Regions from separate parts of the Homo sapiens genome. Here region 2 is linked to region 1. A link is a loop called in an ENCODE intact Hi-C map of the cell type or tissue named here. Cell type or tissue: mammary epithelial cell. All regions are shown on one strand.

The links. Peaks named below come from ENCODE experiments on the same cell type or tissue, not always from the same donor. Only the 100,000 strongest peaks of a DNase experiment are listed, where the experiment ranks them.
Region 2: it touches region 1 in a loop (17-fold over the local background); 2 of 110 quality-filtered maps call a loop at or near these places.

The regions. Positions count from the first base shown.
Region 1 is chr2:160,349,158-160,357,157 of GRCh38, forward strand. The region is part of intron 2 of RBMS1 (RNA binding motif single stranded interacting protein 1); the gene reads right to left. Among named protein-coding and RNA genes, the nearest start is that of MIR4785, 55 kb to the right of the region's middle. In mammary epithelial cell, a CTCF peak has its summit at 4,199; DNase peaks (open chromatin) are centred at 2,954 and 3,554; H3K27ac peaks cover 1,981 bases.
Region 2 is chr2:161,058,973-161,066,972 of GRCh38, forward strand. No RefSeq gene overlaps it. Among named protein-coding and RNA genes, the nearest start is that of TANK-AS1, 97 kb to the right of the region's middle. RefSeq lists an enhancer at 1,175-1,344. In mammary epithelial cell, a CTCF peak has its summit at 4,908; a DNase peak (open chromatin) is centred at 4,899.

The sequences.
Region 1 (8,000 bases):
AAGAGTATTCTCATCTATTTATTAGCAATTCTGCCAGGAGAGAGGAAATGAGGTGGTACATGGCCACTTGCTTGTTTATTTCTGATCTCTGGTTTAATTTGCTGATGTCACCAATGAAGAGCCAGAGGCTAAAAGTATCTGATTATTTACCACTGCTTAATAGATGTATTTATTCGTAGCCTGCTTCATTACAAAAATGACTTGATGTGTTACAGAAATACACATAACAATAAATAGATGAAAAAAATCCAGGATGATAGAGAAGAATATGTATCATGTGGGAGGATAAAGTTTGTTCTTGTGGCAAATCCTAGAGCCTTCATTTTCAACACAGCCTTTCCCAGCACTGAGTAATCCACATTCACTACATTTTAGTTGCTCATCTCAGAGACAGAAAGAGAGAGAGAGAGAGAGAGAGAGAGAGAAAGGAAGGGAGGGAGGGAGAGAAATATGTACCCCAGGAATAGGTCATGAGTTTGGCTATCAAGATAAAAATGCCTCCGCAATTAGGGATTTGGGCTCATACCCAGCCTTCCTTTGTGCCATATAAAGCAGCATTTTATTCTTTCATTCAAAAATATTTACTGATTTTGCTTATAATAAGCAAAAATAAGCAAATTATACAATATGTTAGGGGATGGTATTATGACAATAGCACAAGCAAAGCGGGGTGGGGGGGTGGAGGGGGGTTGAGATTGAGAATGCCCAGGTGAAGTGGAGGCAGATTACAATTTTTTAAAGGGTGGCTGAAGTAAGCTGATGGAGAAGGTGACATGAGCAAGGTCCTGAAGGATATGAAGGAACAAGTCAGAAGGATCCAGGGGAGGAGCAGTGCAGGCAGAGGAGGAAAACCTGGTGTAAGGCACGTGGAAGGCCTGGTGCACTTAAGAAACACCAAGGAGTCCACTATGGCTGAAGTGAAGTGATGGAGGACAGTAAGGGGAGATAAAGTCAGAGAAGTTATGGGGAGAGGAGGCAGAAAATATAAGGTCTTGTAGCCATCGTAAGACAGCCTGGCAACCGTGTCAGTGTGGCAGCAGCACTCCGAGGACCCTGCTGATGGAAGTTTTAAACACTAACAGCATTACAAGTGGAGAATGGAAGACTGCCTAATCTGCTCCCATCCAAGATCATTTAGGAAGCATCTCCTCATTTCTCCTCAATGTGGTATTAAAATTCTTCTGCCCTGGACATTTGTCAGTGGTGGGACCCATGGAGTACATCTTGGTCTAGCAGTATCAGAGGTCAGAAAAACCATTACATCTGTGTAATAACAATGAGGTACAAATGAACAGCCCTGTAAAGAAATAAAAGCAATCCAGAAAGACTCACAACAGATATATCATTACTGTCTACACAAGCCAAGGAAACGCTGGTACTGTTAGGCAGACATTGAAAGGAAAGCAGGGGAGAGGAGGAAAAGAAAGGAATGAACAACAATGGCATGATGAACTGCTTCCAGAAGAATGTTCCTTCATGCTCAAGGCTGGGAATTTATCAAGAGGTTTATCAGGAACTCAGGTAGAGAATGAAGCAGACGGCTGCATAGTATTCCATGGTGTATATGTGCCACATTTTCTTAATCCAGTCTATCATTGTTGGACATTTGGGTTGGTTCCAAGTCTTTGCTATTGTGAATAGTGCTGCAATAAACAAACGTGTGCATGTGTCTTTATAGCAGCATGATTTAGAATCCTTTGGGTATATACCCAGTAATGGGATGGCTGGGTCAAATGGTATTTCTATTTCTAGATCCTTGAGGAATCGCCACACTGTCTTCCACAATGGTTGAACTAGTTTACAGTCCCACCAACAGTGTAAAAGTGTTCCTATTCGCCATAAAAAAGGATAAGTTCATGTCCTTTGTAGGGACATGGATGAAGCTGGAAACCATCATGCTCAGCAAACTATCTCAAGGACAAAAAACCAAACACCGCATGTTCTCACTCATAGGTGGGAACTGAACAATGAGAACACTTGGACACAGGAAGGGGAACACCACACACCGGGGCCTGTCGTGGGGTAGGGGGAGGGGGGAGGGAATAGCATTAGGAGATATACCTAATGTAAATGACAAGTTAATGGGTGCAGCACACAAACATGGCACATATATACATATGTAACAAACCTGCACATTGTGTACATGTACCCTAGAACTTAAAGTATAATAAATAATAAAAAAAAAAGAGAGAATGAAGCAGATGCATACCTCACAGGAGGTTTAAAAGTCAGAACCAATACTTTTAAATTGTGATTTATTAAGCAGGCAAAATACAGGTAATACAAACCTCTGCATATGAAACACATATCCAGGCAAGTTGCTGAATGTTTCCTGTCTTCAAATAATTAAAGGCGGGGCAATTAATTCAATGCCAAAGTAAATTCCTACCAAGAATGGGTATAAGAAAAATCACATTTTAAAAAACTTTCAACAAAGATGTCAATCAAGCTAAAAGTTGCTAGAAATCATGATTTTGAGTATTTGCTGACTTTAATGTTTACTGACAGTCCAGGAAACTGTTGTGCATCCACTAATTTCTTTGCAGGGCCATTAAGAGAAGGGACCAGATTCTCCTTTCCAATGGAAATGCATTAGATATCCAAAATATCAGCATTCCCAAGTGAGCCACTTTGATAATAAAAATAACGATTGCTATACAAACTGAAAAAAGAAGGTGACTAAGCAATGTTCCTTCTGTGATTTTAAGGGTAGTCAAACAGAGAGCATGAGAAACATTTGCTTCTACCTCTTTCCCCAAAAAGTTTGAGGCTGCTGGCAAAAATATATGCAACACCACAAGACAAAAATAGATATAAAGTTCAAGGTAAGTGAAGAAAAAATCAACCCAGGAGTAGTTTTTCCACAGACACATGAACCTGAAAGTGAGATCCTGCAGAGCTGCTAATGTTGGATGCAAAGCTGACTCATAACTTCTTAGTAGTGAACATAGGGAAATACAACATTACGAAATTGAGTATTCATTAGAGTAAAACCAGGTCCTGGGCTTAAGAGAAGTTCTGTTTTTCCCAGCTCTAATGCCGGAAGGAGCGTCTTCCTGTGGTTCCTCCTAAAAGCCATACTCTATGTGCAATGCACGGTCAAGGGATCACCTGGGGCCCAAGTACTGGAATTCTACAAGGGCAAATAGCTATGTGGTTAATGCACAAGGCTTTCTGATAATATTGCTGCATCCAGGGATAAATGGCACATTCCTTGGAACAGTGGCTACCAAATTAGGCTCTGAAGAAGTACTTTAGGGGTTCCATCAATTTTCCATATGAATATTTTGTATTTAAAGACTTCTTAGCCTTTAAGTACAAAAACAAATAATAGGAAATGCAGGCAAATATATAGCACAACAAATGTTAACTTACTGATGACCACATCTACATTAAGTTGCTTCAAGTGCTGACACTAGACAAATGTATCTCCTGCTATCTCTTTGTATAAGTGAGTCACCGATTAGGAAAGTTGTAACTCTGCGTTGGTATTCTTTTGGAAATTCAAGTCTGCACATGTCCGTTCATATAAAACTGTACAAATGACCTACACATCCATCATGCTCAAACAAATGCCAGGCCAAGAGCAGGTACAACTAGTTGGCACACACCCTCACCATGATCTAATAGACAGCTGTATAATACTAAAGTGCCTACCGCGTTGCATCATGATAAAGTGACATCATTGACTGGTACTGATGCTAAGTTTTGGGTGCTTCTGGTCTGACTTTTATATCTATTATGAGGCACGTGAATAGCTGTATTATTATGAATTCAATGTTGAGGCAAAAAAATTATTTCCAGTTTCTATTAAGATTAATTCAAGGGGATATCAAGACAAAATGAGCTTGTTAAAAATTAAAACCTTTTGCAGCTGCATAAGGATTTTCCAAATGTCATACAACCAAAACAAAATACAGAAATAAATTAGGTATGTTACTGATACTGTTCTGCAACTGTTATCCACATTTTTGAGTTTATCAAAACTGTCTCACTGTTCTCCCTGATAAGTTTATAAATGTAAATTTGTACTTATAAAGCATATAATTAAAAATACCACTTATAAATATTTTTGTATATAGTTTTGTTGAACATTTTTTTAAAACTACACTTGCTGGACTAGTTCTCTTAAACATGTCAGGAGATGCTGATTCTGTCAACCCTTGGAGACTGGGTGGGGCCTGTCACCTCCAGCAATGACCAGCCTCATCCATAGGTGGCAATCCAACATAATCTAATTCAATGCCAATATAACATAATACAAATATTATCCTTTCCTCTGTCTGCCAAGTTGGGAAGCTCTGTGATGAACAAAGAAACTCCAAATCCTTCATACAATTCTTCATAAATCTTATTTCTTCGAAGAGCTTGTGTCAAGACCTGCCCAGTGGAGAGGACAAAGTTAAGTTCTTTGGCAAGAAACTGAAGTACAGATATTTCATCCTCATGATAAAGAGCAGAGTTAAGTGTAACATTCACTTGTGAAAAGTAAAGTGGCAAATCAAGAAGAGTGGATATTTCAGGAGATATGGACTCTTTTCCCAAGCCTGCCCCTTCCTAGTTTTGTGACTCCAAAAAGGTCATTTAACCTTCCCTGAGCCTCAGCTTTTTCAGTTATAACATAAAAAGACGAAATCAAGCTCTCAACTGGGATTGACCATTAGAAGCTTTAAAAAAGCTTCCCAGTAGCAGTAACATTAATACATGCCAAAAGTGTTCAGAGCACTTGACATTAACCCACTTAGTCCCTACAAGAACCCTACGTTGCAGATATTATGATTATCCCGACTTTATAGGTAAGGAAACTGGGGCACAGAGAGGTTGAGAAATTTGCTCAAACAAGAGGCGGGGCCAGGTGGAAAGCTCTGAGCCTGTGCTCTTTAGTATAAGTGCCTGTTATGCTGTTTCTCCATTAAGTATCTCTCTGTCTTCTGACTCCTGAATCTATAGAAGGACCTGACATGTAAATTTTGATTCTGGTGCGTGTTCCTCGTTAACAGCCACTTGACTAGAAGAGATGTAAAGTTCTGTAATTCAGACTAGAGATGAAAAAAGTTCAATAAACTTTTTAATTAAATAAATGCTCAAATTCTTGTGCCTCAAAAATCAGAGCCAAAATTAAATAAGTATGGCTTTTAAAAGGTAATTGCATGCTGTCAAACTTAAACTAAGGGTAATGAATAGGGGTGGTGGAGGAAAATCTAAGAAACAAAATATTATCTAGCCAGCTACACAGGGGCATTGAAATAGGTTAAGCATTGGAGCAAAAGCTATGCCTCATATTAAGGGACAGTGAAAACAATTCCACAATTTATGGCCTGGCTTTGAAGGTGAAGATGAAACACTTTGGAAGCCCACTTGGAAAGCATCAGTGCTCCTGTCCAAATGGGCTAGCAGGCCCAATTTGTTTCGAGGACCACAAATGAATGTCTCTTTGTTTCATCTTTAAAGAACTAGTCCTTATGCTGCAGGAAAGTGTCCTTTGTAAATCTGGAAATCTAAAGCTGTACATGCAAATGCTGATACTCAAACACATGCTGATCTCCCATGCAGATTCCTTTATTAACATGTGACACTTAACAGAGGCAAGAAGATGCTATGGCACAAAGAAAAAATGAGGGAGACAAGTGGTCCTGGCCCCTTAAGCAATTTAGACAAGCGTTAAGTCTGGCATGGCCAAGTTAGTAAGCGCATAGACAGGCAAGAGGAGAGAAAGTCCATGTGCCCTGGCAGCACCATAAACTTGGTCAGGATTGTTTGTGCTGTGAGTCTACTTTCTCGCTAATTCTAGATACACCATTTATGGAAACTCATCTTCCTTTCCTCCCACTCAGTTCCACGGCTCTCTCACGAAATTTCGTCTCAAAAGTCTCCAGTTTGAAGTCAAACAATTCTAATCAAGGGAGTTGCAAACACTTTATTAAATAAAAAACAACTTTTCAAATAATTTATACACCTAAAACAAAGTATAAACATCTAAGAAAATAATTAAGTATTGGAGATCACTGCTGACCATACAGGCTATCTCGACTGAGAGTTTCGAATCCACTATAAATAATCAGTGAGTAATAAACAAACAGAACACCTGTTTCAGCTGACAGAATGTTTAATTACTAGTCTCTCTTCTGCACTGAAGATTCAACAGCCTGGAATTCATGCATTACTTCTTTCTGTTTAATAGCCACACCAAAAGTACACTAACTCATAAAGCAAACAGGCACTCAATTTGCAGTTTCCCCTGAGAGTAGATGAGAATTTCCAGGTAAGAATAAAAACAAACTCTTTCTCCTGATCCCTATATTTGTTAATGATATCAAATTCCCAGTTTCTTAAGACTCCAAATCTTATACTCATCTTTGAACCACATTCTTCCTCTACCCTCCCTCTGGCCCACATTCTATCAAGGACAAACCTTGGGGCAGCATGTATCACCCACCTTCTCAGTGAAGTACAAGTCCTCTTCTGGTGTTAAAGATTCCCCCCATCATGGCATCAGTGAATACCAGACAGGGCAGGTAGGCAAGCTAGTCCTGTCTTCAGTGCTGGGGTGGGGCTGCCTAGCTCATCCTGAAGATTCATTCAAATGCCAAACTTTGCCTGATGCCCCCCATCACATGCAATCACTCCCTACTTTGTAATCTCAGTAGTAACTTTCTATCTCTCACATTCTGATCTACATTATGTGTGAAGTTCATTTTCTACACCTCCTTAAAGGTGGAAAATGTCTCAGTGCAGTATCTAGAAAAATCACTGGCATAATGTCTAATAAATATTTGTTAAATTACAAAAAAAATGGGATTCACCATTCACTTCTCCCCGAAGTGTCTTGATCTTATGTTTTAATCAGATTTATACTTACAGCAAAACTATAATGTTCTTATATGCCCATTATTTTCTAAAGCAGTATTAGGACTTGTAAGACAGTGACCCCTAAAAAATTGTTTCTTTTCATATATGCACAAACCCTCTCAGGCGCCTAGCAAATGACAAGTTGGATACCTTCTCTATGCTGTGTAATCTTGGGGAGCTGCACATTAGACAGCTAACCAGGAGCTGAGTTTCATATGACCAGCTATGCTAAAAGGGATTATTTTGCTAGATGTCAGGAAAGACAGGTTCCTCCTCTATCCTCCTGCCTTTATTTTGAGTTTTTTATTTTATTGGCTATTCAAGTGGACATAAGAAAAGGTGCTTTTTCTAATAAAATCTTGTTAAATCTATCATGGCCCAATATCTCTTAGGGTCCTGGAGAAATTAGTCTATTGTAGTTTGTGGTGCTGATGAGGAAGCAAGGGTGCTGATGAGGTAAAGAGGAAGTTAATAAAGTAGCATTCAGGGTACACTTGGAGAGGCAGAAAGCACAGTGGTTCAGAGGATGAGCTCTGGAGTCAGACTGTCCATTCTTAAGTTCTGGCTCCACCATTATCAGCTGTATTATCCTAAGCAATAAGAAAAAGAAATATCTTTCAACTTCATTTTGTTCTTCCTCCATGTTATGAAGCAGCAAGAAGGCCCTCACCTGATGCCAACATCATGCTCTTGGACTTTCCAGCCTCCAGAACCATAGCCAAATTAACTTCTTTCCTTTATAAATTACCTAATTTGTGGTATTCTATTATAGCAGCAGATAACAGACTAAGACAGAAAATTAGAGATGATAATTTTGCTCATAAAACTCTTCTAAGGGTTAAATAATAAAATACTTGGCATAGTTATCGGGAGACAACAAGCATTAGACAATTTTTGGCTGCTAGCATTATTTAGATGTTTACACATTACACAGAATTTTTTTTCACATGCATTTATTATGAACTAAAGATGAAGGGAAAAGTTATACATTTCTGAGATTCAACAGTAACTCAATAAGGAAATTCTACATAAAACCAAGCACAACTGCCAAATAAAGATTTTAGAGGCTTTTATTCCTGATGACAGTACTTTCACCTTCGTATAATGGTTAAATATCCCCAAGCTGCTGCTACAGAAATCCAAGGCTCATA
Region 2 (8,000 bases), 710 kb after region 1:
TGTGCATTCTCCTAAGAGGAATCAGATTCCACAGACGTTCAACATGCCAAGGGCAGACTTGACTCTGGTTTAGACACAGAAACCAAGAACACTTAGCTCTAGGAATCCTTCTCCCAGGGAACAACACTTATCTTGGTGGCTCTTTTAGGTATTAAGGATAAATCAGAGAACACTTGGGTGACCAGGAATAAAGAAGCAGCTACTACATCAGTCTCCAGATAAAACCCTAACTCCAAGGAATTTTCCATGAGGCTATTATGACCTGGGCTCCAGCTGGCACTGAACTGTGACCCACCCTGACTCCATCTACCATCCCAACCTCCAGCGCCAGGCTACTGCCACAGGCCTTGCATCCTCACCTGGTCAGCTAAGCTTATTGTTCCCATCTAGAACAAGGAATGCTGCCTAGTCCATCAGATGTGAGGGTTTGATTTTCAAATATCATCTTTCTTAACATTGAACAACATGTGTTTGTACTATAGCAAAAGAAATATGAGTGTGTTCTGGAAAAGCAAACTGCTAGCCTCATCTGAGGCAGGCAATGGGGACAGACATAGTCAGTGTTGGCAATGAGTGGCACAGGGGTTTGGCATAGGTCAGAGAAGGTTGGACACAGCGTGGAACAAGAAGTTGCCTTGTAGTCAAGCCAAGTTAGAATGGCCTGACACCAGAGCAGACAGAGGCCAGGGATCAGGCACTGGTTCATCAAGGAGGGAGAGCTCCAGGCAGAGACAGTCCTGTTTGTGTTCTAGATTTTTATTAGTGAAATTGACCTAGAAGCTTGTAACTTCTAGACTTCTAACTTCAGAGCTTTATAATTCCAGCATTACCTCAGACTCCTCTTGGAGGAGAATCTCTAGATTCTAGAGAAACCATAGTCTTTGTATGCCAGCTGTAGAACTCATGAAATTGGAAAGCATCCTTATGCCCCTATGAATATCTGGTTCCATTTAGTAGGAAGAACAATTGTCTAGCCTGACTGATGCCCCCAGAGAAACACTGTATCTTCATGAAATCATAACCTCATTATCCTTAGAAAATTTAAGAGAATTCAAATTTTCCCCTTCTATTCTTTTCCCCTTTCTCCTCTTCTAAGGCAGGAAGTTAGCATCAGGCTAAAATCCTAAAATATTTAGAGAATAGGCTATTAGAAGGGTGCTGCAAACTGGATTATTGATGCAAACACATGGTCAGGATAAATACGGGGAATGTTTGAAAAAGATACAGGTCTTGAACATACAAGACCTCTGTAACTCAGCCCTCAACACGTATCTGTGGCCATGACACACATGCCTCAATGGCATGTTCAGATTTTAGGATCTGGCCTTGACAAATAAGCACAATGTCAGTGGTGTGGATGCAGGGGAGAAATTCTACTGTCCACTCTCTTGATCCTTGAGGATAAAACGTAGTGTTCTCATGAGTTTCACTAAGGACAGCTCTATTGTAGTAAAGTAAATCATGTCACTTTCAGGCCTTGGAATTCACTTAGAGACAAAAATATATATTTACAATCATCTAGGAACTGTATCCCATTTCTACTCAGTGCTTCAGTACTCTTCATAAGCATCCACAGAAGTCCCTATCTCCTGCACAAAACCAATGAACAACAATTACACTAAACATTCTAAGCCTCCTCTCACTCTCCACTTTTATCTAGAAAACTAACAAGAATTTAAGTCCTATGTTGACCCAACAATGAGTTATACGATGGGGCAGAACACACTCGTATCTCCTTTTCTTGAAATCCTTGTGGAAAATGCATATAATGTCACAGATGGCTTAACAACCTCATAAACAAGACCTGAGAATTTCTAAAACTCTTTAGTTCCTTGTAAGAAAGCCCACATTCCTGTGAAATACAAATAGCTACACAGACATGCCCTGAACCAAAACTTTATTTCCATTTCAAGGAAACTGACACAAAATATCACTCTGAAATGTAGACCTAAGAAAAATTGCAACCCAGATGTTCCATTTTCCTCTCAGCTGTGAATGCCTGAAGCAGGTCTTGCTAATCCTGAGTGCAGGTGAGAGCCGAATTATAATAATGGAAAACACCTGTTGACTCAAACCTCCTCTACTCTAATTTTGACACACTGGCCCCAGGTGGGCCTTTATCACAAAGCACTGGCTCTTCTTCTTTGCTAATAGAAGAGCATCATGAACAGATATGGTCAGAGTAATCTCCAAGAAAGGATTACAATTAAAGCCTCTGGACTATTCCAAGGGTGTCTGTAATAGTTAATATTGAGTGTCAACTTGATTGGATTGAAGGATGCAAAGTATTGTTCCTCATTGTGTCTGTGAGGGTATTGCAAAGGAGATTAACATTGGAGTCAGTGGACTAGAAGGAGACCCACCTTCATTCTGGGAGGGCATCATCTAATCAGCTGCCAGAGCAGCCAGAATAAAGCAGACCAGAGAACATGGAAGGACCAGATTTGCTGTGTCTTCCGGCCTTCATCTTTCTCCCATGCTGGATGCTTCCTGCCCTCAGTCATCAGACTCCAAGTTCTTCAGCTTTTGGACTCTTGGACTTGGACCAGTGTTTGCCAGGGGCTCTTGGACCTTTGGCCACAGACTGAAGGCTGCACTGTCAGCTTCCCTACTTTTAAGGTTTTGGGATTTGGATTGATCAACCACTGGCTTCCTTGCTCCTCAACTTGCAGATGGCCTATTGTGTGACTTCACCTTGTGATCGTGTGAGTCAATTCTCCTTAATAAACTCCCTCTCATATATACATCTATCTTATTAGTTCTGTCCCTCTAGAGAACCCTCACTAATACAATGTCTCTCTGATATTCCACCATCTCTGTTCCCTGATAAATTCTCCTTTCCACTTCTTGCAAAGCTTATCTCTGGCTTATTGATGCAAGCCGATGGTCAGGATAAATACGGGGAATGTTTGAAAAAGACACAGATCTTGAACATACAAGACCTCTGTAACTCAGCCCTCAACACGTATCTGTTTTTCTCTTATTTTATCTAGGAATTAAAGTGAAACTTGTGGGGAAGAGGAAGCTACGGCTCATATTTCAAGGACTTGCAGCTGGAAGAAGACATCCACTGTTTTCCACCCTTTTCCCCAGCAGAAACCATCTCTATCCACCTCCCAGACCCTATTTATTGTATTTATTATCTGTGATGCACTTCACACACTATATGTAGTAGAGTTCCCTAAGATTCCCTTTAATTCATTGTTTCAATAACACATTTATTGAGCACTTATTATGACAAATCAATATATTAAAATGTTTCTCTTCACATGTGGTTTTGTGGAACACACACAAAATATGAAAGACCTGTTATCTGAATATTCTCATCTCTGGGCCATAAGAACTCAAACAGCCAAAAGAGCAATCAACGATTCCTTGTTCACTACTCACTTGCAAAATCTGTTTTAGAAATGAAACAGGATAATCTATCCAGCTGATAATCTAAAGTGAGTTATGTACCTTTTAGCAAAGTCTGGCCCAATGTCCCCCTTCTTATATTTCTTGGCTTTGGTTGGTTTTGTTTGTTTCTTGTGGGTTTTTTTTTTTTTTTTTTTTTTTGCCATTTTCTTTTCTCCTTTAAAATAACAGACATGGTAATTCATTTGTGATGCACTGAGAATCTTAATCTGGCACCAGCATTACTGGTAAGTTGCTTCCTTTCAGCATGAGATAGGACAGCTTACACTTGCTACAATGTATAAGACAGCCATTTTCATGCTTATACACAATAACAAGCTAAAGCTCACATTTTTTAACGTAACATCTGTGTTGCTTTCTCAGAAAAACAAGTAAAAACATGATGGTTTATTTTGGATGTGGAGGAGAAAGAATTCCAACAAACCACCATAGCAAAACACCCCAGTTAGCTTAAATGTTTTGGAGGATTTGGGGTGGGGAGAGGGGAGTACAGAAGAGAAATAATTACCTGTTTATTATCTCAGAGTCAAATTATAACAATTCACTAACTGAATCCAAGAATCACTGAATTCTAATTGACCTAGGATGCTGGGCAATGAAAAAAGGCTGGGACTGCTAAATTCAATGTTATGAGAGTATATCGTAATTTGTCATATTGTCCTTTTTCTTCCTTAATTTTCTAATAAGAACCCCTCTAGTTGAGCAATTTCTTTAGGGCCACTTAATGTTCTCATATAGGGGGCTTGGCTGTTGCAGAGTTTCTTGGTCAATGGGAGACTGATTGTACAAGCCAGCCCCAGAAGTCTGGACCTCCCTTGCTCTGCACTCATTTACCATGTGGTGTTACACAAGCGAAAGAGCAGCCAAGTCTCTCATTTAGAGCTAACTTTCATAGCCAAACAAAAGACAAATCTCCTATTAATCAAGAGCTGCACAGTCTTTGAGTTGAAGATGGTAACAGCTGTGCCAATACAAAGGAAAATATTTTCTGCATTATCTGCTTAATGTAAAGGCTGTGTAACATCTGTGCACAGGGCCGATTGCTAGAGTGCACTGCATTTTTAGCAAGGCAGCCAGAACTTCCAACAGGAATATGCCATTCAACCGGCAAATGCAGCAGAGCTCTTACATCATCTCGAATTTTCCCAAGAAGCTGACATTTTCAAATATGTAAGAGGCGCACCTTCAGCCCTTTCTACTTGTCACTTTTGATGTTTTGATTCTGGCTGCAAAAATCACAATTGCTATGATCTCCCTTCACTTTGGCTTGCCTGTTCTCAGCATTACTAGCTTTAAGGCTGCCAGACAGAAAGCTGTTGACTTTCCCTCTGAGACAGACAATGGCTTAACATGTAATCACTGGCCCCTCTTCTTCCCAACTCGATGTTTATTGCTAGCCTGTTGGCACACCCCCCAGACTGACTGTACCGGTTCTTAGTCTGAAAAGCATTCATCAGTCTTCACATTTCCAAGAGAAATGCCCCCTCTTGTGGTGTTTGCTGAATACTGCAGTCCTCGCTTCCAGCAAGAGAGCTGTGACACCCCACTTCCCACATAGACATGTGAGGAGACTAGGAACTCCAGTCCACCCAGTATTGAAAATTTTTAGCTTTTTGCTGTGACAGCTGAATCCTCTCTAACTGCATCAGGCTTTCAGATATAGATTGAACCGTATGAAAGTGCCAACAGTCAACCATTTTTGACCAATAAAGCAGCAATTTCATATAGTTCAATGTAAGCTAGGGAGGGAACTTCTTAGCTGAGCCCTGTGAATGGCAGCCAAGAGTGGAAATCTTTTCTACTCTAGTAACTACATTGAGGCACAATAAGGTAGAAAGGCAGTTCAGTATATTATCTCTATAATAAATAAACGTTTTTCAAGCCCTATATGCTAGACACTTTGCCAAGTTATGAACATAACCTTGTTAAGTTTCTTGTTCAATTGGCAGTTGATCATAAGGGCAAACTTAGAAATTTGGACGTTCTAGATTTGTCATTTGTTTATTAGGGACCATTGGTAAAATAAATGGCAAAATTATTTCTACCCCAGCACAAGCAGCTAGTTCTCTGAACAGTTTACTGGTCTCAATGCAAATAAATGTAAAATGGGGTGCTGTAGTTCCATCTGTAGATGTAATTATTTTGTAAGTATCCTATTTGTTTTTAATATGAGACAATAAATAGTGTGATTATGTCAAGTAATCTTTTTCAGCAATGTCAATTCATCATGCTAGCAAATTCTAAAAATAAAATTTTAATTATGTAATATTTAATATCACTGATGTCAAATGGGAACATCTGTAACCTCATATCAGAGACTCTTTATAATAAATAAATAGTTCCTAGAAATCAATAAGAAAAATCAACAACTCAGTATTGCAAAGAATGTTATTAGATGATTCACACATTTTTTAAAAAATGGTTTTAAACACAGGAAAGATGGTTGACTTCACCCAAAATTAGAGCTATGAAAACTAAACTGACATCAAAATATTATATTTACCTTTCAGCCTGGCAAAATTTAAAACTTTGTTCACACCCTCTTGGCAAAGTTATGAAGAAACAGGCACTCATAACATTTCTACTCTAAGTATAAATTGACACACTTCCTAGAAAGTACAATTTAACAAATTAACCACATCACAAATACATATACTACCAATGCAGAGCATTTCCAAGATAAATTATTTGGAGAAAAAAATAAAGGTATGGAACCATATGCATAATATGGTACTTTTTAGTTACAGCGGAGAGAGGATAACATTTTTTTTTTTTTTTGACAGAGTCTCATTCTGTCGCCCAGGCTGGAGTGCAGTTGTGCAATCTCGGCTCACTGCAACATCCACCTCCTAGGTTCAAGCGATTCTTGTGCCTCAGCCTCCCTAAAAGCTAGGATTATACGCACGCACCACCACACTCAGCTAATTTTCGTATTTTTTAGTAGAGACGGGGTTTCACCAAGTTGGCCAGGCTGCTCTCGAACTCCTGACCTCAGGTGATCTGCCTGCCTCGGCCTCCCAAAGTGCTGGGATTACAGGCATGAGCCACCAAACCCAGCCTAATATATCTATTACTATCTATTATCTAATAGTAATATACCTATTATCTAAAAATAACATAATATGCTTTATAAACATAAAGAAACTTTAGAAAAATGCCCATGAAAGTAATAACATTGGTCCATGGAAATAGACTAGGCAGATTGTGGAAAGAAAACATATTACTGCATTCTTATGTGGGGCTGGAGAAGGGGGGAAATACATGGAAATAGCACATATACATTAAATGTAATAGAATCATTTATGTCAGTAGGTTAAAAAAAAATCCCTCTTCTATCTTCAACAGATTTAATGATTGTGTGTTGATGCGTAGGAAAAGTGTAAGTAAAACTGTTTAAGGGCTTCCTTAACATTATTCCTTCATGATGAAATCTTGTCTGGCCCCAAACAAGCTAAGGGTGTCCCTTCTCAGCTCACTAGCAGTAACAGAATTCAAGACCTAGTGGAGTACCTGACCCCAAGATAAGAGCTCTGCTTGGTGCCCAACTTTTCTTCAAGACCTCAGGCCACTTTTAGCTCAACAGCAGATGTCCGACAGCCAGCAAATGAGCCAGTGTTGCTTGTTTCCATGTGAAATAAATTTAACTAATACTTAATAATTTAAAAGACAAGCAGTTCTCAGTCCTTCTGAGCCCTTTTCTTTCTGCTACTGTCAATATTCACGCATTAATTCATAACTCTGAGCACCTACTATACATTGCTTGCTGCTCTAGAAGCACCAGGTGGACCGCTCAAGAGTGCCCCCAAAACACCGCAGCTTAAATGACATATTCCAGGGTCAAGACTTAGCGGTGGGACTATTTCACTCCTTGTTGTTGACCTCCAGGAAGTTGAAATTTAGTGATTCACAGCTTAAGGGGGAGAGCATAAATAAGCCCACGCACAAACCCAGAAAGAAATCGAGTTAAAGGAGAGGACAAGATTGTTGAGCTTGGCAAAGTGATAAGTGGTGCATGAGCCTTTTGCCCCTAAAAACAGTGGATTTATTTTTAAGTACACACATGCATATACATCACTGACTAGACGTGTGACTGGGGCAGTCATTTCACTCTCCAACATTCCACATCTGTTCCCTAAAAAGTGAAAGAGCTTGAGTTAGATCAATGCTTCCCAACCTTTTTCCGTGATCACACCCCTACAGAGCCTTTTTAGACTCTTTTCCCATGTCACCCTCCATCATAAAATATCAATGCCACAGTTAAACTGTACAACTGAATATGCACTGTATGTATGTCTGCACTTTATACATAAAGAGTATTTTTTTACCTCCCAAGAGAATGCATGAATTATATCCACAAGAAGGATCTCCAAGATTCCTTCTTACTTTAAAACCAGGAGGATGGTGCAGTGTTGTGGAGAATAACTGTATGTACTTTGGTAACAGATGGATTTAAGTTCAAATCCTAACTCCACCTCTTGCTTATCACATGACCTTGAATATGCTATTTAACTTCTCTGATACTAAGTATCTTCATGTGTAAAACTGGTGGAATGATACCTTTCACAGAGGGTTGTCATAAACAT